4 separate regions of the Mus musculus genome follow, and all the other regions are linked to region 1. A link is a loop called in an ENCODE intact Hi-C map of the cell type or tissue named here. Cell type or tissue: left cerebral cortex. All regions are shown on one strand. Each heading gives the region's core, and the rest is flanking DNA. Links, peaks and the distances in the headings are about the cores only. Region 1 holds the start of Tfap2c (transcription factor AP-2, gamma). Region 2 has its middle 36 kb from the start of 1700055K11Rik. Region 3 has its middle 87 kb from the start of 1700055K11Rik. Region 4 has its middle 67 kb from the start of Gm36156.

What was found. A loop is a pair of places that touch in the nucleus more often than their neighbours do. Peaks named below come from ENCODE experiments on the same cell type or tissue, not always from the same donor. Only the 100,000 strongest peaks of a DNase experiment are listed, where the experiment ranks them.
Region 2: a loop joins it to region 1, with 2.9 times the contacts of the local background. A loop is called at or near these places in 4 of 42 quality-filtered maps.
Region 3: it touches region 1 in a loop (2.8-fold over the local background); 13 of 42 quality-filtered maps call a loop at or near these places.
Region 4: it touches region 1 in a loop (2.6-fold over the local background); 5 of 42 quality-filtered maps call a loop at or near these places.

Annotation. Positions count from the first base shown.
Region 1 is chr2:172,547,423-172,554,723 of GRCm38, reverse strand. Tfap2c (transcription factor AP-2, gamma) reads right to left here and starts at 5,131. Exons shown (of 7, transcript NM_009335.2): 1 at 4,842-5,131; 2 at 2,835-3,317; 3 at 2,677-2,728; 4 at 1,092-1,308; 5 at 565-683. The coding sequence starts at 4,889. In left cerebral cortex, for the core only: a CTCF peak has its summit at 4,110 (motif pointing left); DNase peaks (open chromatin) are centred at 2,615, 3,872 and 4,045.
Region 2 is chr2:172,821,020-172,828,320 of GRCm38, reverse strand. No RefSeq gene overlaps it. Among named protein-coding and RNA genes, the nearest start is that of 1700055K11Rik, 36 kb to the left of the region's middle. In left cerebral cortex, for the core only: a CTCF peak has its summit at 2,939 (motif pointing right); DNase peaks (open chromatin) are centred at 2,938 and 4,349.
Region 3 is chr2:172,769,833-172,777,133 of GRCm38, reverse strand. No RefSeq gene overlaps it. Among named protein-coding and RNA genes, the nearest start is that of 1700055K11Rik, 87 kb to the left of the region's middle. In left cerebral cortex, for the core only: a CTCF peak has its summit at 3,772 (motif pointing right); a DNase peak (open chromatin) is centred at 3,772.
Region 4 is chr2:172,727,534-172,734,834 of GRCm38, reverse strand. No RefSeq gene overlaps it. Among named protein-coding and RNA genes, the nearest start is that of Gm36156, 67 kb to the right of the region's middle. In left cerebral cortex, for the core only: no CTCF peak of the experiment used is centred there; a DNase peak (open chromatin) is centred at 3,223; H3K4me3 peaks cover 188 bases.

The sequences.
Region 1 (7,301 bases), core at 1,357-6,356:
AGAGCCGGCTTCTTGGGGCCATCCTGTCTTAAGTCAGCCAGCACGGGGCTGGCTAACAACAGAGGGGCCCAGGGGCCTGGGCTGAGGCACTTGTGTCCAGGCCCACCTTCCTGGCTTCCTGTCATATGTGCTCCTTGCTTTAGAAAAAGAATTTACTTTCCTTTTCAAAGCTAAAACATGGTCTTCTTGGCCACCTTCCAGACTGGGGCACGGGTCCCCATTCAAAACCTGGACTGACACAGCTACGCCCTCAGGATTGGAGAAGGAGCTCATTTGTGGACCATGGGTTTCATTTCCCCCCACCCACCGCCGGCCTTTGATGGAAGGGAAGAAATGGTGAACTAAGCCAGTGCCCATTGTGTACAACGAACACAACCAGATACCCCACAACCAGAAAAATGGCCATTCTGCCTCCTCATGGGCCGGGCCCATCCTTGATGGACCGAATCTTTCAAAAGCTAGCTCACGTCATGGGAAAGTTTTGCCAACTCCCCCGTGACCTCATAGGTCCTGAATAGTGAAAGCTTTGGTAACATGGCTTTCTGAGTGACAAACCGCACGGACCTTCCACGAGAGACGTGAGGAGAGTGACGTGGGCAGCTTTCCGTCTCCCGGCCGGAAGGTTCAATCCAATTTTGTCCAACTTCTCCCTCAAGGACCGGCCTCCATTTTTGGACTTTGCTCTGCATGGAGAGGGAAAGTTAGCGACTTGCAAAACAATCAAACGAACAAACAAACAAACCAGACCCCCACCCCCACCAATCTCAGAATCCTCTAGTAGGGGTGCAGAAAAATCTTCACTCATGACTGCAGCAGTAAACTCCCTGGGGGGACCAAACACTAGAAGCCCCCCCCCTCCATGCAGCTGCTGCCTCTTAATCCCAACCAAATGATAACCTGTTACTGCTGTTTTAGCACATTCTGCATTTGGCACTTTCAAGAAGAAGATACGCACTAAAAAGCTCTCTTAACACAGATTAGAATTCAGCGTTAAGATATAAAAGTTACATAAATGTTAAAAATACCTCCAGGCCCTCGTACATAGTCACCTTCAACTACCCAACCCCCAGGGGGCCCTGAACAAGTGTCACCTTCTGAGCACACCTCCCAGGAGCGAGGCGTTTAGGCATTCCGGTGGTGACAGTCGCCTCTGTACCTCAGCCACAGTTACTTTGTACTTCGACGTGGAGCTGAGCAGGGACAGTCTTCCAGGGACCGAGCAGAAGACCTCACTGGGGTTCATGACCACTCCCACCAGGTCCTTCTGGCAAGGGAGCCCCAAAGGGTTCTTGGTCATCGAAATGGGTCCTGTAGGGGACAGAATAGGTTCGCCATTAGAAACGGATGGGGCAGAGAGACCTTTACAAAAGGGCAAACCAAAGCTGAGGTCTGCCTCCAGAAAACTCCTTGCTTCTTGCAAGTCCTTTTAAAAGCCGTATCCTTGCTTTAAAGACTGGAGTCTGGAATCATGAGTTAACACCTCCAGACCTTAATTAGTTAAGATTCCATGAAGAGTTGTTTCTCTCTCTCCTCCCTCCCTCTCCCTCTCTCTCTCTCTCTCTCTCTGTTCCAGGCCACCATGGTAATCTGTTTAATTAAAGCATTTGCTTTCAGAAAAACCGCTTCAATACGAAATAAACGGCATCCTCCCCCTCCCCCTCCAAGATGAACTGAAGCCACGGGAGATCATCGCCAGACCCTTCAGTGCAGCTGACACCAGGGAATTCAGAAATACAGATTAGCCAGATCTGCTTAGGTCTACTCAGAAACTGTTTCCTTTCAGGTTTTCCTCTCCAAACCTCTCCCAATCCACTAATAGAGCTCACAGTCTCAAGACCATAACCGCCTGTAATTTAGAACGATTCCATTTCCCCTCAAAAAGACTGGTAACCCTGTCAGTGTAACTTAATCAAGAGCCACCCACTCACTGTAATCCGATTTCCCCAATCCCTCCCTCCTATAAACCCGAGGTCTGTCCTTAATAAGGCAGCATACTAGGAGAAACCTATTAAGTAGTGTCAGAATTAAGAGCCTCTCCTATAACTGTCTTCCACAGAAGAAGTAAAATCTCTTTTATGCCGGCAAGAAGGAAGGCTCAGCAGGGAAAGGTGCTTGCCGCCAAGCCTGACACCCAAGTTCAATCTCTGGAACCCACATAGTGGACAGTGAAAACCGACGTCAGCAGGTTAGATGTTGACCCCCACAATAAATGTACCTCTAAAAAGTAAAATTAGGTCAGTTTGTTGAAGAATAAAAATTGTTACAGAATAAGAAAACTAAGGTACTATTTGTATCTCCCCCCCACCCCCGTTTTTAAGTTAAATTGTATTTCCCACCTGTAATGCCAGCACTAGGGAGGTTGAGCCAGGAGGCTTACAAGGAATTCAAGGCCACTCTGAGTTACAGACTGAAACATTTGATTCAAAAAAATATGGCCACTAACAAAAAAAAAAAAAACCCAAAAAACAACAACAACAAAAAAAAACCCAATCTTTTAAAAATCACAGCTCCTGAGAGTTCTTTTCGTTCAGGCCAGGAACTGACTTTCGTTCAAGCGTGGTCTTCTCCACTACGTGAGCCGTGTTGGCCACTTAATACCCCAGCCTTTGCAGAAAAGGGGCAACTTCACTGGTCAGAGCCACGTGTTAGACACAAGCGGAAAGAGTCAGTGTTTACCTTTGCGAATGACAGTCTGATCGTGTAGGAGCAAGTGCGCGTCGTCCACATTCTGGGGGGGAAATGACAATTTCTTTTAAGTTTGGAGGAAGGTGGAAAGGCTGGAGGGTAAGGTAGAACCCCCACCCCACCCCCAGCCTCCCGCCCCCGCTGCTCACCTGCACCTCCTCTATGGGGTGAGCCATCTCGTGCAGCCCCAGGTTCTCAGCCAGGCCGGCTTCCAGGGCGTGCGCGTGAGGCAGCAGCAGGTCGGACCGGCGGTAGACTTCCCGCCGGGCGCTCACCGAGCCCCCCTCCAGCCCTGAAATATGGGGTATTAGACTTGCAGAGCGGCTGTGGTGCGAGGCCAGGCTAGAGCCCTCCTGACTCTGTCGACCCGGCCAGGCCTGTTGCTGGCTGCCGGTGGCCGCAGGCTGGTGCAGGGGGTTCATGGCGGCAGCGTAAGCCTCTCCCAGATGCGAGTAATGGTCGGCGGACTGCGAGTATGCCAGCTGCTGGTAAGGCGGCGGGAAGTAAGGAGGCGGCTGGTACTCTGCAACCCCGGTGTGCGAGAGAGGCGGCGCGGGACTGTAGAGATGTTGTCCCGGAGAGGAGAGGTGAGGGATGCGAGGGTTGCCATTACTGCTCGAGTCGTGGCGATCCTGGGAGAGAAACAGGAGAGACCCGGTTAGTACGAAACCCTGCTACAGCGAACAAGCAAGCCAGGAGAGGGGCACCTATGCGCCCCACCAAGCTCACACCACCCGTCTCGATCCGCCCCAGAGCCCGAGAGCCCCCGGGGACAATGAGCTCCCCGGACTTCGTTGTGAGCCTATCGGTCTAAGACCTGAGGGGACGAATCCTTCGAGCCCTCTGGCGAAGGTTCCCGCGCTGCGTCGCTTGGAGGTGCCAAGAGCGCGTTCCGCGCCACAGTCCGGTTACCCGTGCCCCAGGGGTTCGGCGTGCGGCGACCTCGGCGCACAGCGCCCTCGTTCAACAACCCTCCTCCCATGTCGCTGCGGCGCGCAAATAGCGCGGATAATGCGCAACGCCGACGAAGGGCGCGTTTCCCCGCCCCAAGGATCATCCCCCTCTCACTCCCTTAAGAGGCGGCCGCGCCGCGGAAGTGACACTCTCAGGTAAGGCCTCATAGTAATGTCGTCCGGAGAGACCGGGAGCCGACACGCGGGATCGGAGCTGTGATCCTTGCTAGCCAAGCCCGTGCCTTCTGCGCCTTAGGAAGTGAGGTCTTCCAGCCCGGCCATGGTCAAGGTTCTCACACATCCCGGTGTAGAGAAGGAATGAAAAGACTCTGCCAAACTGGGCAACCTTTGCCTGCGCACGTCCCCTCGCCCCAAGGCGGTCAGACTTAATTCCTAAAAGATGTGTCTTCATCAGTCCCAGGGGTCAGAAGGGTAGCAGGGACACAGGAGCGGGGCACTGTCGCCCCCTAGCGGAAGCCGCCCGGGCATGCACGCAGGGGCAGCCCCTCGAGGTCGTGCGGGTGCGGTGCGCTCCCGCAGCCTGGCCGCCGGCCTCTCCTCCCCACGTTCCCCGGTGCTCGCCTCGCGCCGCCTGAATCTTCTTCCTCTTCCCGCTCGCCGCCTCCCTCCCTCCTACTCTCCGAAACTCTAGCTCAACCTGTCCGACAGGCTAGAGTACTCGCGAGCGCTCAAGGCCCCATCTGGCTTCACCCCCACCCCACAGTCCCCAACCCCCACTTCTCTTGAAAACCAGGTTGCAGTTGTTTGGACTTTTCTTTTCTTTCTTTCTTTTTTTTTTTTTCTTTCTCGAGGAGGTAGCGGGGCAGGTGACAAGCCTTCCTTGGAGGAGACTCCTCAAAGGTGTCGCTGGCAGGGAAGCTTCCGTGGACACTGGACAGACTTCGTGGGAAAAAAGCCACGTCTGAGACCCGGAGACAGGGCGCTCTTCGGGGAAAATGGAAAGGAGGGCCGTGCGCTTCGTAGGAACCCACAGTTGAGTTCTGCGGGTGGGTTTGCCACGCTCTTGCCAGGCCTTGTCCCCGAGAGACAAGACCAGATTCAACAAGGGGCCCAGGAGATGGCCGAAGACTGGCCCTCATCCCTCCCGAAGGCGAGGGCTCCGCGCAAACGTCCCCAGCCTTGGCCAGCAGCCCTGGGACCCCGCTCGGGCCGGCGGGGCTACGTTCCCTAGCCCCCGCTCACCTCGCAATCCTCTTCATACTTGACATTATCTGTTATTTTCCACAACATGGCGTCCGGCGTCCCCCAAAATAGTCGCCAGTTAAATCCAGGCTCCCCCCACCCCCCGAGCGGTAAATCCACAATCGGGGTCACGGTGGCCAGGCGTCTGCCGCCGCCCCCGCCGCGCGCGCCGGCCTTGCTGTCCCAGTCACTGGACGCGCATCGGTGGCTGTGCACAGAGATGTGGTCGCCGTGGGTGTGTAGAGGCCGCAGCCGTGGACCGGAGAAGCCTCACCCTCACAGTGTGTCCCGGCGATAGCCGGGGGACCCGAACGCCTTAATGGGAAGGAAATTATCATAACTCCTCCCCGGGGGCCGGCGCCGCGCGGAGGCCCAGGCGCCGGGCGGGGCAGCCCCCAGCCAGTCCCTGCCTAGCTCCGCCCCGCACCCTGCCTAGCGTGTTGCAGGACCAGGCGTCGCGAGGGGCTCGCAGGGGCATCAGTGGGCGGTCTCTGACAACCGCAGACCTGCCAAGCTGAGGTGCCCAAACGTGGCTTCCTTTGCCTGCCAGCCCCCTTGCACACCTTAGACTGGCAGAGCTGACAGCTGGGATTTCCCCACCTCAAGAACCGTCCTTCATCCTCCTAAAAAATGGATGTCACTTGAGAGTTGAAGACGCCCCATTCCAGGGTGTCTCAACTCCTGGGGTTCCCTGACACCTCGCCCCAGCTGTTCCGACAGACATTTAAGGATTGGGCTGAGAAATAGCTAAAGTCCCACTGTTCCCTAGTGCCCCCCCCCCCCTTTCCCTCTCCCTGGGTACTTTACTGACCTGCCCACTGAGGGAAGGGAGGGGAAGGATTCCGAGAAGGAGTCCGCTCCCCCAGCTCCAAAGAGGAAACTCACGGTAATACCTGCTGTGAATAAATCGGACAACCGCGTGCTGCAGCTATAGCCCGAAGCTGTATCTGGCTGCGGGCCGTGGCTGGAGGAGACCCGAGCTCCCCCGCCCAGGCCCATCCCTGCTGCGATGCCCAGCCCTGCGGAGCGCCGGTTCTGCAGCTGTCACGGGCGGCTCTTCAGAAGCCTCTACTCGCCCAGGAAAAGAGGTTCCAGGCAGAATAAACCTCCATCGCCACGGGCCGCGTGGAATGAGGTGCTGTAAAGTGGGAGGGGGACTACAGGGAGGTCGCCCTGAGATATGGGCACACCTCGTCCCATGGGAGGCAGAAAGCAAAGCTTCTATCCACAGAATGCTGCTGCACCCCAAGATTTTCCGTCCAAGCCAAAAAGCAATACTCAGTGTTATTTTTTAATTCAACGAAACGAAAATAATTGGCCTAATTGTTATAGTTAATTTTTTTCATCCCAAACAGAAAGTCCACAGTTCTCGAGAGCTAATCTTGTTAGTCCGTCCCAACAGTATATGGAGATTGGCTTCAAACAGTGGAATTGGAGGCAGGGACTATTTCGGATTGATTCCGAAGCCAATTACACAATTCTTGATACCCATCAGCCCAGTGGCCAGGACCTGTTGGGAACGTGCCTCCCGTATCCACAGACTAAAATAATTTGCTCTCTTCCTGCTCCTCGTCTGTAAGCATTTCCCTAGACCCAGATAGGCCTGAAGTAAAGTAACTAAAATTAAAATAGATGTTCAAGCCAACCGTTCCCCCATGGTCTTAGAGAATAGCCGCATGCAAAATAGCTTTCTGGCCAGTTGACCCTAACAGACCCAGGAAGTTGAAACCGCGGGAATCAAGGGGGCTTTTCCGGCTAAGTTAAAAAGGCAGGCAATCCAGACCGAGCCTCCAAAACAGAGGCCCTGGAATTAGCGGGAGAAGAGGGCACCTGCTCCAGAAAGAACTGGTGCTGCCCGCATCAAGCTCAGGACTGGGAACGCCAGGTCCCAGGCTCTCTCTGGAAGGCAACTGTCACAGGTCTGGCGGGGTTCCGCTCCTCTCCTGGCCAGGGGGGGCGGTGCGGCTCACCCTACCCCAGGCTTTCCCTGTTCTTCCCACCTCAGCGATAATCCAAGAAGCCCAGGGGGACCGAGTGCTTTCTGCACCGGAGCTTTCGGCCGAGTGGGGAGGGGGGAGGACGACAGAAGGGCATGAAGGGTCTGCATTCGCCTTTCCTCAGCCCCCCCCCCCCCCCCCCGCGCCCCGAGTCTGGGGACTTGGGAACCGCTAGACAAGGCTATTCATTCTCTCTAAAGCGACAGCGCAGCGCTTGATGGAGAGGACAGTTGCACACAGGATTTCCTCGACTCTGGAGGACCCTGTCCCATCCACACCCAGCTTGGGGGCCGGGACCTGGACACAGAGTCCAGGTGCAGGAAGCTTCCGCCTTCCTTGAGAGCTCAGCTTCTCTGATGGTTCCCGCGCTCCAAACAATCTCCTACCATCGCCCACGGAAAGACGTTGACCCGTGTGGTTGTACCCCTTGGCAGCCAGGGCTGGGTAAGGTGTCCTGCCCACC
Region 2 (7,301 bases), core at 953-5,952, 270 kb before region 1:
CCCAGCGGCTTATGGGGAATCCTCTCCCTGATTTACTCCCTTGGACATTTTTGGGGTTGTTTGTGTGTTTGAGACAGGGTCTCACTATGTAACTGGGCCCGTCCTGGAACTCACCAAGTAGAGCAGGCTGGCCTCAGACCTACAGAGCCACCTGCCCCTGATCTCTGGAGCACTGGGAAGAAAACTGTTTGTCACCACACCCAGCTCTGATGACCCTTGAGAGCCTGCTTTCTGAGGGGCTAGGGGTGGCCACACTGGGCACCCAGGTTTTGCTGTTCAGTTTCCACTCTGGTGTTGGTCATGCATTTGGACACCCAGCAGCCACTGGTAGGGCACCCAGCATGGGCCACCCCATCCCCAGGGCTTGACTGGCTGTCACTATTTGCATTATTTACCCTTTTTCGTTGCTATGACAACAACACACCTGACAGAAACAAGAAGTGGGTTTACCCTGGCTCTCTGTCCAGGGGTTAGAGTCTGGCCTGTAGGCGAGGCGTGGCAGGGAGGCTCTGTGTGGCAGGAATCCTTGCTGGGTGTTTGTTCTTGGCACTAATGAAGGCTACCCACGGCCTCCGCTGTGAAGGTTCTACAACCTTCCAACACTGCCCCCTGCTGGGGTCCAAGTGTTCTAACACAGGAGGAGCCTGAGTGGGGAGGGTGCTCCTGCCACATTCAAGCCAAAACACTCAGCCGCTCGGGTGTGGTCCCTCTTAATGGGAACTGCACCCCACCCTGAGAACTGCACCTTCAACTGTCCAGGAAATTAACCTCACATGGCACTGGCTGAGAACTGGTGTCAGCTGAGTGGACTCCAGTGGTCCCCATTCACTTGGGGACAGAGAATAGTCCTTCAAGGTGGAGATCCTGAGTTCCTGGGAGGACGCTGGCCCTCTGAGGCCAAGGCCAAGTCCCTTTTGTCCCGATGGTAGAACAGGGCTATCAGGCATGGATGGCTGTGTAGAAACTCAGGCCGGGTCCCACCTGGAAGGCTGCTGCTCCAGGAGCTGCTGGGAGCCACAAGCCGTAGAATGACTACAGGCTTCTCTGCTCCATGGGCAGTCAGAGGGAACGGTGACCCTGGCTGTGTCTGAGGAATCTCTGAACGAAACCAGCCTTTGCTGCCCTCCTTCCCTCCCTCCCTCCTCCCCTCCCCTCTCCCTTCCTCCTTTCTTTTCTTCTATTTAGAGACAGGGTCTCACTCTCTAGAACAAGCTAGCATTAAACTCACAGGTACCCTCCTGCTTCAGCCTCTTGAATGCTGGGACTTCAGACCTGTGCCACAATGTCTGTGCCACCTGCCTTTGTATCTACGTACTTGGCTTGGCGTAGCAGAAGGCTCTCCCCATGCAAGAGGACAGCCCTTGAGGGAGAGGGGACATGGACAAGGAGGAGAAATCAGCCCTTAGGTTCTCACCTGTCTGAGCTGGGGCCTCTTCATCAGGCAGGCCCCTCAGCCTTCTGTCTTGACTTGTGTCACACCATTGGCTGCCAGGACCATGAGGCACACCATCCTCTTATGTTCACATCAGACAAGAGCCCTGGCAACTATCCTGACGGTCCCAGACCCTCCAAGGACAGAACTGGAGACTAAAAGAATTGAGGTCATTTGTCCCAGGTCCCTGGGGAAGGATTCTGGAGTTGGATTCCTTTTAGTATGAGCACTGGCCACACCCCCTTCAGTCACAATGCACTCTTTTGCCCCCAATGACACAATTACAATCAATTGAGACACTGTCCTGAGCTGCTGGCCAGGAGGCCAATCAGCTCAACCTAGTCGCCAATCAGAATGTCGGTAAACAGGAAACGTCCGTAACAGGGACCTGGGACCCCTGGCACTCTGGGAGGTTTCTGCCAGGGTGAAAACCACCAGCTGGTCTTACATTAGTCGGCTCCTCCACCATGAGACATGGCCCTAGGGACACACATCTGCTACAGGCAGCCTGACATTAAGGCGTGGGACGCAGTCCCTCAGCAAGACACATAAGCTCGGATGCTCCTCTTGGAAGAGGCCAAGGAGACCTCCCTGTCCCTGGGCTGTGTTTGGCGTGGAAGGAGCGAGGAGGAGAAGGCACCACTTTAGTCCTTGCTAACTCCAGTTAGCAGTGCCTCCAGGACCCGCCACAACTCGAAGGTTCAGGAGCCAAGGGTGGGGTGGGGGGGGGGATGCATCTTTCTACTCTGCTATTCTCACATATTTCCTTCACATCCCAGGCATCCGTCCTGGTTGCAAGGTGGTTACATATAACATGTTCAGCCCGGTTCAGGCAGGAAGAAAGCCGTGTTCCTTTCACTTGACGCACCGCTTTCTCTCGGGCGCCAAAAGATGCAGATTTCCTCAAGTCTCATTGGCCAGAACTATGTCACGTGATCTTTCTAACCCAGTCCCTGGCCAGCAATAGATTTTCAGGACTGTTGGGGACCAATCAAGTTTCGTCCTTGGAAGCAAGCCGCCCTTGAGTTCCAGGTAACTGAACACAAGCAAGATGGAGTCTAGAAGTCTGAGGCTAGAGAAAAAAAGCATCGCTATATAGAAATAGGCAAAATATTTTAAATACTCAGATAAATGTAAATTCCGATAAATAGCCAACTTTTAACGTTCGTACGTCTCGCGTGGTGCTTGAGGCATACTGTAAGGCAGAACCGTGCAGAACCCCAGGGCGGTGGGGTCATTATACTTTCTCTGGGTGTCTAATAACCTCTCAGTTATGCCGTACAGAGCTGTCCATCACTGCCAAGACCTGCACACGGGCTGTGGGCTGATCTTTTCTGCAGTTGTGCGCTCCTGTGTTTTTGTTGGAAACGCCTTCTCTTTTGTGGAAATGGTGGGATGGTGGCTGGGATCTCACATCCCATGGCTGTAAACCCGGTCTGAGGGCTTGGCTGTGCAGCCTCCTGCTTGGCCACCTCCCCGGAAGGCGCAGCCTTGAGGCTGCCAGCAGAGGGGGCCGCAGTAGCGCGCATCCATCCCAGCGGGGCCTCCAGCTGCTGGAACTTGCACGGAATTCTGTGGCGTCTACCTGGCTAGGCTTTAACCGCCTTGCGTTTTTTGTAGGAGAATCGCTTCCCCAGTAAAAGTGTCTATCTTTACGCCTGCTCGGGGTGCAAGTGTGAATGGGTAGAGAGTATTAAAACCTGCTGCCCCTGGCTCTGCAGTGTCAGCCGCGTCCTTAAGACCGCTGTTCTATCAAGTAGAGGCAAGGTGTGCAAGGTGTGTGTGTGTGCGCGCGCACGCGCGCGCGCGCGTGTTCAGCTGGGTGTAATAGCACATGCGTATAATTCCAGCATTCGGAAGGCTGAGGAAGGATGCGAGTTCAAGACCAGCCTGGGCTACATATTAAGACACTAAAAATAAATAAATAAATAAATAAAAATCGGGGGAGGTGGAGGGGGTGCTGAGTGTTCCCTCCTGAGGATGGGAGGGGGCTGGCATCCTGTTCTAAGAGAACAGTTCGCTGTAACTCTGCGTTGTCAGGGAAGACAGGATGGGAAGGCAGTCTGGGCTCTTGAGGCAGCCCCGCCCTGGGGTCTTTGCATCTGGGCCACATGGGCAAGCCTTGGGGAGCAGCTCGGCAGCCGCCCTGTACAGCAGAGCTTGCCGAATGAAGCGGGAAGGCAAGTACAGACCGCTCGAGGGCGTGTTTCTTAATAATAATCTTCTCAACACAAAGAATAATTCAAAGTTTATGCAAGGTGATAGAAACCCCAGTGACTCAAAGGTATTTTGGGAGCGGAGCAGCTCCTCCCCAGAGTCAGGATGAGCAATCCCGAGCGATTACTAGCCACTTAATGAGAAAATTGTCTCCGGGGTGAAAATCCAAAACAAGGAGATCTTTAGGCAGAAAGGCCTGTGTTAGACCCTTTGGGCAGATGTTTGCCCAAAGCAAGGCCTCCTTCCCAAGAGGAGCCAATGAAGGCTTCCCTGGTGAGGGCTCTGGAGAAAAAAAAAAAATCCACGTGTTCTCAGGACTATGCTAAAGGGTCCAGAAATGCAGGGGTGGGGATGGGGGAAGATGGGAGGGGTAGGGGGCAGGGTCGGGGTTGTTAGTGCTGGTGGTGGTCCTCCATTTCCTGGAAGTGACCTAAATTCACACTGGGCAGCTGAGAGGTGGGCTCTGGTGGACTTCTTTTGTTCAGAGGTGCTGGCTCTCCATGGGGGATGAGAAGGCGTAGCTGGACTCTCACAGCTTTCTTTTGACTCCTTCCCCCCAGTCATTTTCTTTTAGCTTTCCCCCCAGGCAGTCTGTGCCTAGCCTGGCCTTACTTCAGGAGTCAGGGGACAAAGCAAAGCTAAAGCTACCCTGGAATCCAGAACACCATGGCCCCGTTTTTTTCCTATTAGGCTAAGTCAATAAAGTTGGCCTGAAGCATTTGGCAAGCGCCTGTGGCCTGGATGCTTTCTTTTTAAAGGTCCCTGCCTCTTTATCCTGTGTGCAGAGACTCCTCAAACCCAGAGGCTTTGTTCATTTCTTTTGACACAGGGTCTCCTGTGAACCAGTGCAACTCCAAGCTGAAACTGTAGCTAAGGCTGACCTTGAACTCCCCAGTCTCCTGCCTCACCTCCTCAGGGCTGGGATTAAAGGCATGTGCCATTATACCCAGTTTATGCTGTGTTGGGGATCAAAGGCAGGGCTTTGTGCATAGTAGGTGAACACTCTACCAGCCGAGCCCCAGCTCTAGCTCCTAAAAACTCTTGTAAGGGAAAGCTATACTTGGCCCTGTGGCTTTTAGAAGAATCAACAACAAGAACAACAACCGCTAAATGGATAATAAAGAGGCTGCGGGAGTGTGTGAAGGATGCCCCCGCTGCACCAAAATCCTGAGGCACACCCAGGTGCAGGTGGGAACTCCAGCCCTGGAGCAGGTTACTTCCCACAGGCAGAGGGGCCTCCTGGTCTATCCCAGAGCTGGCAATAAAGCCTGCAGAGTCCTGCCTAGCCCAGATCCAGGGCTCCAGAGAGATCGCGGCTATTAAAGCAATAAATATGAAAACAGTGTATTTCAATCAATCATCAACGAAGCCTGGTTTATCCCGAGTCTCCATGTAGTAAAAATTGGCTCCAATATAATTTAGCCCACATCAGAAGTTAGATTTAGAAGGAGTATTGTAGAGAAACTACAAATTACGTTTTTAAAGATTGGTCTGTAATTACAGGCTTAATTAATTACACGAGGGAGCTGTTCTTGAAAAGGTGTGGACCATGTGGCCTGTTGCGACTGGGGAGTTGTCCAGCTAGAGAGAGTCTTGTCTCTGCTTCAGATCTGTGAGCTTGGGTGTGTACCTGTTGGGCTGTGACCTAAAGAGAGCCCAATTGCTTTGCTAGTTGGAAATTCTGCATAAATCTTTCTTAAAGGAAATAAAAGCGCACAATTGGGTGAGGTGGGAGAAGGTTACGCTCCAAACAGAAGCGTGTGAATTCGAAGTGGGACGCTGTGGGACTCCAGTTGTCTTGCTGTGTGCTCACACAATGCTCTGATACCTGAATAATGGCCGTTTTCTCTGTTGCTGCATTTGGTGGGACCCAGAGACGTCTGTGTTCTAAGCAGGTGCTCTGCCCTGGAGCTAATCCAGAGACGAGGCTCACTATGTAACCCAGGCTGCCCTTGAACTTGCCATCTTCCAGCCTCCATTTCTGAGTAGCTGGTATGTCGGGCCTGCAGCACAGCACCCAGCTGTTGTTCTTGCTGTTGTCACACCAGGGACCTCTCCTCTGGGATTAGAAGCAAGCACTGCAAATGCCTGGCTTTATTTATTTATTTTTAACATTGGTTCTTGGGATTTATTTATTTTTAACATGGGTTCTTACAGAGTGAGCATCTCACCAGCTTAGCCACTACCCCAGCCCCTGGGAGGCAATGGTGGCCAGAGGGTACCCCTGTCCCATTCTGTCCCAGGATGCTCCTGCCTGGACAATCAGGACCCTTGTTGGCAGATGCGAAAGGAGTCTATGGTCCTCTCTTGGGAACCCCATCAGTGCCAAAATTAGGACCAGTGGAGGGTGTGTGCTCACCAGAAGATAGGTGTGGGGCTAGTAGCTATCTGGTGAGGGTCTGGGTTTTTTGGTGCTGGCTTGAAGCATATTTAGCCCGGTGCTGTGCTCCTGGCAGACGGGTTTGTGCATATGACTGATATCTCATTGATGTTTAGCTCCTGCAGCGCCTGGCTCACGGCAGCACTGGTCTCGGCAGTGAACCCAGGGAGCCCTCATGAAGCCCAGAGGCCTTTCCTGGAGCTTGTTCTTCGAGGTCAGCCCGTGCCCTTCAGCTTTTGTGTGTGGCTCAGGCCCTGAGTTTCCAGACCCAGGCTTTGAGACCTGGCTCATCCCCAGAGTGACACACCCAGAAGCTGTGGGAGAAGGCAGTGGTGGGAACAGGCTGGGACTTGACAGGTCCCACCCTTGCCAAGGCACTCGCAGAGCCACGTGCTGTGTCCCCTACCCACGATCCTTTAGCAGAGTCTTGCTGGGTAGCCTGGGAGCGTCGGTGCCTATGGCAAGCCAGGAGGCTGAACTGGGACCCAGGATCCTGTGATGCTGTGTGGTTCAGGCACACTGGGGCCCACTGCAGTGCAGGCACCCATGGTCTTAGTCACCCAGCCTTAGTGACCATGTCTCTCCTCATCCTCTTTTCAGGGGTTACATCGAATCCATCGGAGAGTTCCAGGATGGGGTGGGGACTGAGATGAGATAGCCAATTGCTTTTCATCGCAGAATAACCGAGTGCCCCCACTCAAACTGTGCTGATGTTTTTAAAGAACACTCTCACCGTGCTCTTAGAGTTTCTTTTAAAACCATGCGTATGTGTGTCCCTGTGTGGATATGTGCACATTCCTACAAGTACCCAGAGAGGCCAGAGGTACTGGATCCCCTGGACTGGGGTTACAGGAGGCTGTAAGCCTATGTGGGTCCTGGGAGTGGAACTCAGGCCTTCCGCAAGAGCAGAAAGTGCTCTTAACTGCTGCCTCCAGCTCTGTTTTCAAAACTTTCAGAAACATAGTTGCAAATGTAGCATTCAGAAATTGGGAGACTGGGTTCTGTGATCTGGATTCCTTGCACGTGTGAGAGTGTACACATTCCTGCGAGTGTGCATAAACCTGTGTGCACGTGGAGGCCGGAGGTTGACACAGGTGCCCGCCTCTATTTCTCTGGAACTTGTTTTTTGAGACAGGATTTCTCACTAGCCCAGGGGTGTTTCTGTCTCAGCCCCTAACCCCAGTTATGGGATTACCTGTGTGTCCTTCCATGGCTGCCTTTTACATAGGTGTTGGGGACACCTATGCATCTTAAGCCTTGGGGCAAGCACTT
Region 3 (7,301 bases), core at 1,179-6,178, 220 kb before region 1:
CATGTGTGTGCATGTGTGTCTATGTGCATGTATGTAAATGTGTGTACATATGCATGTGTGCTCATGTGAGTGCATGTATAAGTATGTGTCTTTGCATGTATGTCATGTGTGTGTACATGTGAGCATGTGTGTCCATGTATGTGTATCTTTGCATGTGCATGTTTGCATGTATGTGTGTGTGCATGTGAGTATGTATGAATGAATGAATGAATGAATGAATGTGTGTGCATATGTGTGTGTGCACATGTGTGTGTGTGTAGGGGACTGCCTGAGACTGTAAACCAGCTCTGGTTCACAGGCGTGTTTGTTTATTCTTACTGTCATGGGTCGTTTCCTTTCAAAGATCTTAATATACACAGCAGCAAGTGCACCTGAGGCGACATGTCTTCACATGAACCGCAAGGCAGCGGCTTCTGTCGGGCCAAGGAAGCCACACTGAGCTGGCTCTGCTTCGCTTGTGAACGCCCAGCCTTTTCTCTGAGTGAGTCACCTCAGCTGCATGTGTTCACACTCTGGTTCCCGGCTCAGTGCAGAGTCCCCTGGGTTCTGGGTCTGACCTCCTCCGCCTGGCTTTGCTTTCTATACCTCTAACCCGTGCACCCGTCTCAGGAGAGGCTGGAGACTTCCAGGCAGATGGAGATGGGATGGGCTGCCTCATTTCCAGCTTTCTCCCTGGCTGTGGTTTCTTAGGCAGGGCTGGTTTTGTCTGCTGAGGGATTTGGGGGCTTTTATGGACAAGTTTGGTACCATGTCTGAGAGTGGGAGTACTCACCAGGAGTGACACTAAGCACACCAGCAGATACAAAATGACAGGAGGATGAAGAATGGTGTGGGCTGAGATCTGTCACACTGCCTCCACTGCCCGCTGAGGAACTGACCCAGCTGGGGTCTTGCTCTCCAAAGTATGGAGCTTGGGCAAGCAATACAGCTCTGTCATGAACCTGCTAAAGACAGATCCTTGAGGGTCTACCAAAACCTGGTGCTCAGAAATATGAAACAGGATGCTGCAGTGGCCTAGGGGCCTGTTTCCTGAAAAACACAGATCTAGAATGTTCCTCTTCTGTGTCCAGAAGGGCCTTAGGTGCTACTCTGTCCTGTCACAAACATGTCCCCAACCATCCAAGAAGCCACTGTTTCTGCAGGCCAGAGACAATTGTCAGAGACAGCAGGCTACCGCTGGTAAGCAACAGAAGCCAGCATCCTGACCCACGGGATCTACAACAAGGCCTCAGTGGTCTTGACTGCCTGTGAGGGTCGCTCACAGCACAGCCATGTCCCTGGGGAGGGAATTAAAGAGACCACACTGTCTCAGAAATGTCTCTGTTTACCGGAGTCACCTGAGACCCTTGACAGGCACGGTGCAGAGTCCCAGGGTGTACTCTTCCCAGTTCCAAACCCAAGGACAAGAATTGATGCTTCCAGAAGGTTCTCCAGGAGGGCTGACTCAGAGGGTTGATGTGACAGCCTGTGTCTCCCCAGAAGGAGAATTTGTTGGAGAGGGTGAGTGAATCTTACTTCTGTGTAAAGCCAAGACACACGTGCAACACACGACAATGAATATTTCATAAGGGGAGCAATTAGGGGACGATGTCTAGTAAGGACCTGTGGGAATGAACACCAAAAAAGGTGGCCCAAGGTTTTCACTAGACACCTGGGCTCATCCCAAGCCCAATCCTGACACCCACCCATCTTTATGAAGTGGGGTGACAAAGACCCCCCAGTAGCTTCACTTGAAAGAAGAAAACCTGAGAGAGAGAGAGAGAGAGAGAGAGAGAGAGAGAGAGAGAGAGAGAGAGAGAGAGAGAGAGAGAGAGGTCCCTTGGTGTGCGGCTTGAGACGGTTCGTCCATCAATTCTTCCACGTATTAAAAAGGTCACCTGAGTCCCTTGGGAGCCCCCTGTGTCCTCGGGAAGCCACACATGTTTTGTGGAAGCTAAGTGCTTTCCATGGAAGCCAGGTGAGGATTTGGGACTGGTGCTCCATAGCTGTGATCTACACCCACGGACAGATGCCCAGTGCTCTCTACGTAGCCCACAGACAGTTATTCACTGAGAGCAGTGCTTGGCTACAAGATAGATTTTGTAGCCTGGACACCATGGCCCATGCAAACAGCCCTTACACCCGTGAGGCAGAGGCAACCATCTCTCAAGCTCCAGACCAGGCTGGGTACATGGGAGACCATGCCTCAAAACACTACTGCTAACATATGGAAGATGCTCTGGGCAGACGGTGTTGCCCTTCTGGAGGCCCCTGGGGTCCTGGGCATATGTGAAGTGGGCTGGTTATACCATGATGTCGCATAGTGACACAGGTACTGTTGCATCACCTGGGCTGTATCACCATGTCACCCCATCCCAAGTCAAGCGGTGCTGGCACATGGGCCATCTGGTGTCTGATGTTGGCTGAGTTCAGGTTAATATCCCTAGGAAGATGGTCCTCTGGCATCGCATGTCTGAGATGTCCTTGCCAGCCTGGGTGTCTCTTCTTACAGGGTGTTTACACTCCCAGACTCCTTTGCAGCCAGGTAGGACAGGAGCTCCCACTCCAGAGTGCTAGCTATAGAAGTCTGGTTATAGAAACCAGGATGGTGGCTGTGGAGGCCCAGAGCTCTTCGCCCAGCTCAGCAGGGCCCTGAGCCCCGGGACAGGCCTCAGGAAGATAAGCCTGCCCTTGGCCCCCTGGCATAGGACAGGTGCTAGGTAGTTCCGCATGTTCTTGTCTGACTTCAGTCATGGAAAACATGCCTTCTGGGCTCCCTTCAGACTTGACTACAGTGAGGAGGGCCACCAGAGGGAGACTTGAGGGCCACGGCAGGCTCTAGAAGAGCAGAGACAGCTCCAGGGGCCGGTAATGGGGACAGACTGGACCTAGAGCAGTGTCCAAACTCTGCAGACTGTGACATCCAGCCCCAGGAGCACCCATATATCTCTTTAAACTCTTAAAAAACCATTCAAACTGGATAGATCTGTGCTCTGGTCTCACTTTTGAACTTCACAAGCCATGTGGCCTTGGGCAAGTCGCTTCATCCCCCTGGGCCTCAGCTTCCTCAGAAATGGAGTCTGCATCAGGAGGTGGTGGTGATGTCAGGGGCTCCACACAGCACATGGCACTCAGCCCCACTGCTCTGCTCACTGGCTTCCATGAACTTCCTTTCATATCTCCATGGAGGCATGCTGCTCCCGAGCCCCTGACAGACTCTCCTCAGAGCCCAGATGCACTGCCTCCAGTATCTACAGTAAAGAAGCACAGAGCGGTTGTAGCTACACCTACACGCCCAAACCACACAGGATGAGGCCGAAGACAATCCTATCCCATCGCTCTCTGGTCACCTGTTCCTGATTATAACAACACAGCTCTCCCTCAACGGGCTCCCCTCTGGTAATGGGTTGTCTCTAATCATTAGTCCAGACTCCTCTTCACTGAAGCCGTGTCTGAAGGGAGCCCAGAAGGCATGTTTTCCATGACTGAAGTCAGACAAGAACATGCAGAATTACCTAGCACTTGTCCTATGCCAGGAAGCCAAGGGCAGGCTTATCTTCCTGAGGCCTGTCCTGGGGTGTTCAGGGCCCTGCTGAGCTGGGTGAAAAGCTCTGGGCCTCCACAGAAACCATTCTGGCCAAGATTGCCAGCCATGGAAAGTTCTGAGTGTAACCTCTGAAGACACACAGACCTGATCAATGAATGAGCTGGAAGAGCCACCCTCCCTCAGGACAGGTCAATGGTCTGTTCTGGGGCAGGAGAATCTCCTGGCTGGTGTAATGACAATTCTTGCCACCAGGTGGCGCACAGAAAGGTGCCCTGTCGTTTTCCTTAAAAGGACTTGAGAGGCAGAGGGTTGGCATGACCCTCAGACTATACAAACCAGTGGTCACATAGTGTTTCCTGACTTAAAAAATAACAGTTCCCCCATCTTACCAAGTGGTGACTATGGCAAGACACTACAATGGCACAGAGCAGATGCCCAGAGAACGTGCATTCACTGTGGAAATGAACATCATGAGTGAATCTAGAGGTGCCTTTCTGTTTCCTAGAGCCAACACCCTTGGGTGCCTGCTCGCTGCTGTGGACAAACCGATGGGCAGAGGTGGGCAGACAGACAGTGGGAGACACCATCACCTGACTTCCAGTGATGGGACCGAGGGCCTGACACACAGCAACTCCCTAAAGAAGAAATGGGTGGAAAGGACTGTAGCCAAAGGGCAGCCTTGAGGCAGCTTCTCCTGTGTAGGAGGCCACTGCCGGGGCTGAGTTAACACACACACACACACACACACACACCTCAGAGATTAGCCACTTCTTAGCATTAGAAAGTCAGATACTATCCATGTCCCCAGTTGCCACCAAGCTACCAAGCTGTCATGTACCTTGGACACTTCCCTTTGGTTCTGGAGTCTCCAATTAGCTCTATGCCTCCTTCAGCTGCAGCCTGTCCACAAGCCAGAGGAGGGGTCCCGAGTTCCATCTCCTCTCCTTACAGCTGATGGTGACTGAGTGTTTCTTCTGGATTGTTTGTCTGGGACACGTGCTTGACCAGTTGAGGTCTGGCTGGCTTCTGTCACTCAGGTGAGCACCATTCCTGGGTACACACACACACACACACACACACCTGGGGGCACACATACCTGGTAGACACAGCTAGGAAAGTGGGTAGGTGTGAACTCTCAGCCTCTGCGAGGCAGGCACAGGTGACCACTACTCTGCAGATGTGGAAGGCCAGACCCAAGGTCACTGGCCTTGATGGAGGTGATGCTAGGATGGAGCTCACACAGACTCTGCGTCTCGTTGCTGGGCAGCCTCATCCTGCCCTGGGAAGCTGCAGACTTTCTAGGAAAGTATGAAGTGAAGAGATGACTTTCTCAATTGTGGTGACCCAACAGTTGGGAATAGCAAAGGCCACTTTGCTCTGTCGTCTTTGAGCCGGGTGAGTTCCTGGCCCTAAAGACTTCCCATGAGACTTGCCAGGCTGGAGACTTGTCAGGCCTGGGTAGGCAGCGTCTTGATAACATTCGCCTACCACCCTGACATGGCTCTTCCTTGCTTGGCTACAGGCTGAGAGGGAGGTCCCAGAGCTCAGTCTCCACAGAAGGCAGAGAGGACAGGAAAAGCTTCTTCCTAGAGAAAAATGTCACCCAGAAAGGCTGTGTGACAGACAGGGTGCAGTTCTGAAAGCCACGCTAATCAGAGGCTCCAAATAACCTGCACATCATCCAGGTTTCCTATGTTGGTGTCTCTCCTGGGTTCAACTGCTGCCAGGGAGGGGACTGCCGTCCAAAAGTTGTCTCTGACCTCACACAGGTGGTATGCATGCACACACACAGAAGCACATGGACACATACTGATACATATGCAGAGACACACAGATGCACACACGAGTGGCCGCACCCACAACACACCGAAGAAAAGCACCTGGCCTTTGGAATCAGGTCAGACTCAATCCTTTACAAGTATTTTGCAAGACAGAGAAAACATCCTCTAGGCAGACTTGGCTGTGGTGCCGGCTGATGGGAGCCTCTGCTCTACTGGGTGAGAGAGGCTGGGCATTCAGTTGTACAGCCACACGGAGCTTCGCTTGTGTGTGTGTGCGCGCACACACAGTGTGGTCTTGGTAAACTCGGATAGACAGACAGATCCCAGGCCTGGAAGTTTCAGCTGAGCCAACAGCCAGCAACTTGGTGGTGACCCCAGAACTTGGATCCCAAAGAAGTCCCTACAACCTTTAAAGGGTGCCATGACCACGTCTCCAATGTACAGAGAGCAGAGGTTGGCCACTACACTTGATGTTGTTCCTAGGAGACACTTGGCAGTGCCTGGAGATGTGTTGGGTTGACACACCAGGATGGGGACTACTGGCATCTGGTGGGTGTAGGCCACGGACCCACCACAAGGCAGATGAGCTGGCCCCAGACATCTGCAGTGTGAGGTGGGGAAGCCCTGGGGCAGGGAGGTGGAAGGTCTACCCTGTGCTGTGTGACCATGAACTTCCTCTGCCAGCTCCCACGGACTCTCCCTTTCCTCTCCTGTGCACTGAGAACACCAGAAGGAGAATCCCTTCCAAGTGGGGCCGAGTGCACCAGTTGTACAGCGGACACCTATGGCAGATGACTTTGTCAACCCTGGTAGTTCTCCAGGCAAAGAAAAGGGAAGCCGATAGATTATGGGCCTAGCGTTCAAAACTGGCGGAAGGAACCCTGGCCCAGGGAGGTCCCCTATCGGGAGGAGGAGCCAGATTCGGAAGCAGCCCGCTGAAGGGCTTATCTTTTCCCCAGCATGCCTTTCGGCTCTGCCCACTGAAGGGCTTCTATTTTTCCCAGCATGCCTTTTGGCTCTGCCCACTGAAGGGCTTCTCTTTTTCCCAGCATGCCTTTTGGCGCCGCCCTCTGAAGGGCTTCTTTTTTTCCCAGCATGCCTCTTGGCGCCGCACTTTGAAGGGCTTCTCGCAGCAAGTCTCTTGGCAACCTCTGTCTTACCTGATCGTTGTTTTACCCCTCAAAACACGAAGCATCTCAAGCCAGAGAAGAAAACAAGAGTAAAACAACAACAACAAAACTCAAACACAGAATAAAATATACGTCTGTCCTTCCTTCACAATCCCTGAAACCTCTTCTGATTGAGCTCATGATGGGTTAGGGTTAGGAAAAGTGGGGCTTGATTCTGGGCTCCTGCAAAAGTGTCAGGGATAGAGAGGGGTTTGACAAGAGTCACCTTTCTTGGGACAGACAGTCTGATTCTGCTGGGACGATCCTGCCCAGGTGACGGGTTGAGACGAGGGCTGCTGGAAGATGCAGCCGCTTAATCCAAAGAGGTGGGTGGAGCTGGCAGCGGGAGAGATGAGAAATATTTATAGCTGGTGTTGCAACTTACTAGGAGGGGACCTGGCTATCCAAGGCTTGGTCTTTAGTCCCAGCCCTGTCCAATGTGCGGGAGGAGGTTTCCCAATTTCAAATAAGAATACCCTCCCACCCAGTCTTCAGCATTGGCATTGAACCTGGACCCAGAGGGAGGGGCAATGTTCCCAGGATCCAAGGAAGTGAGTTAGAGATGAGCCAAGGCTTGCAGGGTCTAGGTAGGAATCACTCAAGAATGTCTTTATTACAGGAGGGTCCTAGCCTGGCCCATGTTGGGGTCCATGGAAGGCTGCTGACCTACTATGTGAAAGAAAAGGTGGCAGCGGACACCTGGAACTCAAAGCATCTTAGTGTAAAGGGACAGGAAGGTATTTGTCCTGTGGCGGGGAAGGACTGGAGGCGATGACGTCCTTTGAGACAGACTGGAAGTGAAGGGTGTCTCCTCTCAGGAAGTTA
Region 4 (7,301 bases), core at 1,158-6,157, 180 kb before region 1:
CCCGGCTTACTGACCTCTACCACGCATGCGAGTTTCCCCTGCCTTCTCTGCACACAGTGGCATTCTCCCTGAGATCCGGACATGGAAGGCAGGGAGTACAAGGAGCCAGGCTTGGTGTTTCTACTTCAGCAGTGTCACCAGATTAAATTCGGAACGCCGACTTAAATCTGAATTCCAAATAAGCAGTGTTTTATTTACTCTTTTGACGTGTAATGCTCAGGAAATACTTACTTGATACTCAGAATACAGGTCCTGTTTGTTTGTTTGTTTGGGATTTTTCCTAAAGTGGTTGAACCCCAAACCTGAATTAAACTATTCTCCAAAAGAAATTCTAAAAAACGGGATATCAACAGCTTTTGTCCCCTTACATATTAAACTGGCTTTAGTGGTTTGAGGTACACAAAACTGTCTTAATCTCTCATTTGGCTAGCATTGAACTGATGGCAACCCCCCTGTCTCAGCTTCTCAAGTGCTAGGATTACATATTGGAGTCATTATGCCTGAATCAATTTCTTCCCTCCCTCCCATTTTCCCTCTTTCTTTCCTAGCTTTCTGCCATCTTTTCTTCCTTTTGTTTGTTCGTTTTTGAGACAGTGGTTTTTCCTGTGTAGCCCTGGCTAACTAGCCTAACTCAGCTCTGTAGATAAGACTGACTTTGAACTCACAAATCCACCTACCTCTGCCTCCCTTGAATGCTGAAATTAAAGGCATTTGCCACTACTGCCCAGACTTTTCTTCCTTCTTGATATAGGATCTTGCCATGTAGCCCAGGCTAACCCCAGTACTGGAACCACAGGCAACTGTACCCAACTTAAAATGGCCTTTAGCTTGGTTTCTGAGAAGTTGGGGACCCCTTTGCCAGGTCTTCATCTGGCCTCTTTGTCCCTTCCCTTCTCCAACCTGAGACATTGCCTTGGCGAGCACCCCAAGAGGCTGAGCCTAAACGCCTCAGGGAATAAAGGCCCTCAACACAAACACACCCCTCCCCCACGGGATTTTCTCTCCAGTGTTTTCAGCATCTTACTACTTAAACGAAGAGTGGAAGGATACAATCGCCAGCTATCCTTGTCATTTTTGTTCTGTTTGATGCTTAATCAATGTCACTTGTAAGTGACATTAAAAAACATTCCTTGTCAGTCAGGAGTGCCTGCAGGCAAGAGCAACCTCCCTCAGACCTCAAAAGTAATTAAAGACAATCAACCAAAAATGCAAGGAGGCTGTAGGGACGGGATTCCAAACTCCACCCACATCTGCTTCAGGAGTGTTGTCCGAGGGAGCTGTTTACTATTAACCCTTACATGGCCAAGACTCTGGGAGACTAAAGCTGCGTGCGGAGCTGCTGGTTGTCAACACCCAAGCTCTCTGTCAAAGAAATAACAAAGAAATGATGTGTGTGTGTGTGTGTGTGTGTGTGAGAGAGAGAGAGAGAGAGAGAGAGAGAGAGAGAGAGAGAGAGGCAGAGAGAGAGGGAGAGAGGGAGAGGGAGAGAGGGAAGCAGAGAGAGAGAGGGAGAGAGGCAGAGAACCCCACCACCACCCACTGGGTGTTAGCAAATCATTTCCTTTCCTTTTTTTTTTTGTTGCGTTTGAGAATCACACTTTTGTAGCCCAGGCTGGTCTAGAACTCACTCTGTGGCTGAGGCTAGCTTGAAATTCTTGATCCTCCTGCCCTAGGCTCTGAAGTGCAGGTGTTACTAGCATGCGCCAACAAGCCCAGTGCGCACCCCACCCTTTAGTTTATTTCTGGTTCCTTTGAAGGATTTATGAACGTTGTGAGAATAGCAAGTTCACCGGTTTCCTTAAACCAACACAAACTGTATTTCCCTGAAGCCACAAAGTAAAGCCAGATCAAGATTGTAGCCGACGTTAGATACCTTAAAATATCCTTTTAGACATTAAAGTCTACAAAATGCCAAGCACAGATTCACGGTCCAGCTTTGTGTTGATACCCGAAACTACAGCTGGGACCATTGTCTTTTAGGGTGGAGATTAGCGCTGTTTCTGAGGAGGACCCATAGCTACTGGTAAGCTCACAGAAGGAAAGAAGTGTGTAGCTGGAGCAACTGGGGAATACAGTGTTCAGAGCCCTTCCTCTCCTCCCGGTTCCCCAATGATACAAAGTTAAAAGAAAGCAAACTGCAGCCGGCTGCTAGGAATACAGCCTGGAGAGCTGCGATGCTCAGAAGCCCTCAGTCCTGTCCAAAGATACAGCTAAAAGAAATTCTATCGCTGATGTTTGCCTGGAGTTTACGAGCCTCCGTATTGGAAGGCAAGGAACCAAGAGCCCGGGCTAACCCACGCCTGCATCGGTTTTGCTTACATTTTTTCTTTATTTATTTGAAGAGCTCTGATCTGAGATCTTGTTCGTTTCCAATACAATCCAGGCTGTACATTACTAAGACAGGGTGGAGATGACTAAGGAGCTTTGGATGAAGTCTGGGTTAAATAAGCCAGAGCAGGTGCATGGTCGCCACCGGGTCCTGGCTCCCAGGTGGAGGCAAGTGACTGACAGAGGGAGGTTAGTACCTCAGGGAGGGTTCTCCCTCATTCCTACAGCGTGAACACAGCTCAGAGCATCCCACTTAGGAGCAAAGAAATCCAGGGTCCCGCAGTACTAGGGATTTCTAAATTCAGGCTCAGTGGGGGACCCTCTCTGGTCTAAGGGAAATTCCATTCTGTATTCACCTGAGCTGTTTAGCCGTGGGGAGCACCTGTAAAGGTTTTTCAATACCTATCTGGTAATAAACTTGAGGAAGCCTGGTACCCACCAGGTTGTCAGGAAGGGGCAAACTGTGGAGAGCGAAAAGAAACCAGCCAGTGGCTAGTGACTATGGCTGTGGAGACTTGGACCCCACCCCCACCCTACCTCAGAGCGCAGTGTGTTCACTGTAAGGATCTGAGTAACTGATACCAGGTCCCATCTATGAGTCGAGAAGAAAGGCAGTTTTTAATATTAGATTTCGTTAATATTACATCATCTTTTGTGCGTGGATATGTACAGGTGTGTTGCGGGAATGTGGAAGCCGGAAGTGGGAGTCAGTTCTCTCCTGCTGTGGATCTGTCTCAGGTCGTCAGGCTTGGGGGCGAGGCACACACTGAGCCATCCATCCCGCTGGCTTCAAGAGTGTCATTTATAACCATGAGACTGAGATAAACAGAAAGGTTCACTGCCTAGTTACACCGCGGCCAGCTCATAGCAGGGAGCACTGACTCAGCTATTTTGGTGGGAAAAGGGAAAAGGCAAAGCAAAGTACAGAGGCAGGGAAACTCATTGTGCAAAGCGAGAGGCGAGCTGATGCCTGCGCTGCTCGCGCGCGCGTACAGAGACTATGGTTGGAAGCAGAGGCGAGGGATAGAAGCTGCTTCGGTATCCAGGGTTGGAAGCAGAAGGTGGGTCGGCGGCTGCAGGGAGAGCTCCGTATTTTTGTTTGGGGAAAAGAGAAGACTTTTCTTTTTTTATTTATTTATTTATTTATTTATTTATTTATTTATTATTATATGTAAGTACACTGTAGCTGTCTTCAGACACTCCAGAAGAGGGAGTCAGATCTTGTTACGGATGGTTGTGAGCCACCATGTGGTTGCTGGGATTTGAACTCTGGACCTTCGGAAGAGCAGTCGGGTGCTCTAACCCACTGAGCCATCTCACCAGCCCAAGAGAAGACTTTTCTTATGGGCATACTCTGTTGCATTAAAATCAAACAGAACCCCTAAATGTTGAGACATCGCAGGAGCCCACTTTCTATTTCCTCAGGAAGACCAGCCCTTTTCCAGGAGGGAGCAGAGCCCTCCAGGGCAGACCTGCATTTTCTTACGCTTGACAACTTCATTTTGTCAGTTGCAGGATGCCCTGTGCTGTGAGGAGTATTGTTCCCAAGTGTGGTTCAGGGACCCCAGGGTCACCTGGTCCTTGGCTCAGCTGTGAAGAGGCTGTGACTTTGGGGGAACCAACATTGAGGAGGTTATTCTCAAACTGGGGGCTACAAAAACAGGACCTCACTGAATGAAGAAGAGAGTGAGTAAAATATCAGGGGCTCCATCTTTCCCTGAAAGGACCACACACACACACACACACACACACACACACACACACCACACTTCATAAACCACACACACACACCACACACACAAACATACATATATACACATACACACATTCACTACACACATACATACACTATACACACACACTACACATACACACAAACATATATACACACATACCACATACATACACACATATACACTATACACACATACCACACACATATAAACACACCACATACACACACATACACATACCATACACACTCCTTACACATACGCACACCGCAAACCACATGCACAAGCCACACACACATACAGACACGCATACCACACACACATATACACACATACACCACCCACAAACATGCACATGTACATGCATGCATGCACACCCTCCACACACATATACACACATACACACACACCAAACCACAGCACACATGCATGATTCCTGCCAATTACTGTCTGGAAGGAGAAGAATCCTGGGTTGCAAAAGATAACTGGCTCAATGTGTGCTGCGGGAAGAAGAGCACACACGACTAGGTGTGCATTGTCTATGACTAGACTCTCGTCCTACATTGATTCTGAGTCCAACAGTAAAATGTGTGAGAACTCGAATCTCACCCTTGAAATATCATTGAATATCACCTCTAAGGGACCATCGGGATAATATTGAACGACGTCATGCAGAAGATCCATTTACAGCAATAACTCCATCGAGAAGAAAGCTGGGAATGATCCAGCTGTCCATCGAGTGGGGATTGCTTGCGTAAGGAAGGCTCAGTTTTGGTCTTGGTGCCAGACAGCACTCCTATGGGGAATTCCAGATTCACTGATGCAAAATGGTGTCAGCAGAGGGGCACAGCCGATTCCAAAGGGTCATGTGCTCTGGGCCTCCACAGATGTAAGGACTGGAGAATCACGGGTAATCCTAGAGAGGGAGCCCCTGTACATGGGCCTGTCATGAGGTGGCGGGGTGTGTGTGTGTGTGCATCACACTCTTTTTAGTAGGATTTAAGTTTCTCAGTGGAAACTGTCAAGAGAAAGAAATGGCTGAGAGTCCCCAGAAAGAAGAGACACTGGTTTTCTGCACTGTCTTCGTATTCACCCCAATAGCCACTGGGCACCCAGTCCTTGTTAGAAAGACCTAGGCTCTGTGTCTGACACTTAGGCGCTAAATGGTCAGAACTATCACTTAAAAAAAAAAAGTCTCATCTGTTTATTTTGGGTGTGCTTGAGCCAGAGGACAGAATTGGTTCTCTCCTTCTACCCTGAGAGTCTGGGGGATCGAACCCAGGCCATCAGTCTTGATGGCAAGCTCATTTGCCTGCTGAGCCACCATGATAGCTCGCAGCTCTTAATTTTACAGAATAATTTACAAGGCCTTTACACACGCTTGGTTCAAAGCCCACCATTAGCTTGAACTGTAGACAATGAGCCCAAAGGGACTGAATCTCTAGGGCTTGATGAGGTCCAACTTAACTCATTTCTTATCATTTTGACACACCAAGTATCTATTCTTTCCTCCAACCCCACCTCCATTTCCCCTCCAAGAGAACTGGGCTGGGGTCTAGTGCCCTTGGCAGGGACCAGGTCAGCTGCCAGGGAGCTTCTCCGAGCCACAACTGGAGTGGGACTCTGCTTATAAAGGGTGAAGGCTTTGGGCAGGGGGGGGGGGAGGCGGAGGGGAGGGCAATCAGGTTAAAAACCTCTTGCTGCCAAGCCTGATTGTGTGAGTTCGGTTCCTAGGACCCACTGGCTGGAAGGGGAGAAGCGATTCCTACAAGTTGTCCTCCGACCTTCACCCACTCGCTACTGCAGCGTACGGGCATGTGCACACAGTAACTAAATGGATAAATAGATAAATACATAAATAAATGTCATTTAAAAAAAGAGAGACTGGTTTTTTGACAGTGGAGAAGTCCCCTCCTCCCGGCTGTCGCTCGTGCACCGGGGGCGGGTCCATCTGCCAGCCGCTGACCTCCAATCTGTCACTCGCGGCTCAAAGGCGGCGGCCCATTCAAAGGCTGAATGCGCAGGGGTCGGAGCTGACCCGCCGCCAGCCTCCGCGGCTCCGAGTCGGCGAGGCACCCCACAGTTTACACCGGCCAGCCTCAATGCAGCCTCCAGGCGTCCCATTCAGCAAGGCTGCATGCAAAAGAGCCCGGCCGTTAGATCATCGTAATTATCCCATCGACACGGCCCGGGGCCCCCGTGGGGCACCGAGCCCATCAAACGCGCCCCTAACGAGGCGCTCGGGGGCCCTTTGTGCGCGCGCCGCCCCCAGCGCCCGCCGCTCGCTTTCAGAGCGCTCACCCCCCTTGACCCCCGACCCCGGGATCTGACATCAGCAGCCCAGGGCTGTGATCACTTTTATTGCACACACTTGGCGCTTGTTTCCTGTGTTTAACTCCGCTCCCCGCCCCGCCCTCCTCCCTCCCGGGCGACACTTATTGGAATGTAATAGACGTTGGCCCCTCTGCAGGGCCAGGCCGGCGCGTTCTCACACAGGGCCCAGCGAGGATGCCAATAACCGCCGCTTGCTTCATTATCCCGGTGCAGGCATCCGCTAATCACCGCCCCGCCGAACAATCTCCAGCAGATGGCCACAACTTTATGAGTTTTAATTAAAATGTTCTACTTATTTTTTTCGTCAATGCGCTTAAACCCCCCCCCCGCCCCGAAATGAGGAAGATGTTACTGTCTTACAGTGTTTTGCAAATTACGCCTTCATCAGGGTGATTAAGGGCCGCTTATTTGGATCTAATCGGAAATCCCCCCACCTCTTTCCCTTCTAACATACTCTGCTAAATTATTTTTTAAAGAATTAATTAAATTCCAGGTTTAAAGAGATTCTGTTTTCTTATGTCATAACAACTTCAGAGAAAGGAAAGCGAGGCTTGCTTCCTTCTGCAAAAGACAGCAATTTACACAAATCCCTTCATGTCCATGCTCTGACAGAAAAGATCTTTGCTCTGCTTTCTTTGTGTGTGTGTGCGTGTGCGTGTGCGTGTGCGTGTGTGTGTGTGTGTGTGTGTTCGAGCATGCTTGAGCATCCCTGCGTATCCTGCATCTGTTTTTCTCCAAGCTGTTTGATTCCATGAAAGACATTATTTTACTTGGTGACTCCGAAGTTTATGAAAAATCCACTTTAAACAGAGAATCGGGGGAGGGGGTCTCTTTAAGGTACAAATCCGATACCCTCTGCAAAACTCCCGTGGCACATATGGCTCTTAATGTAATTTTGTTTAACCG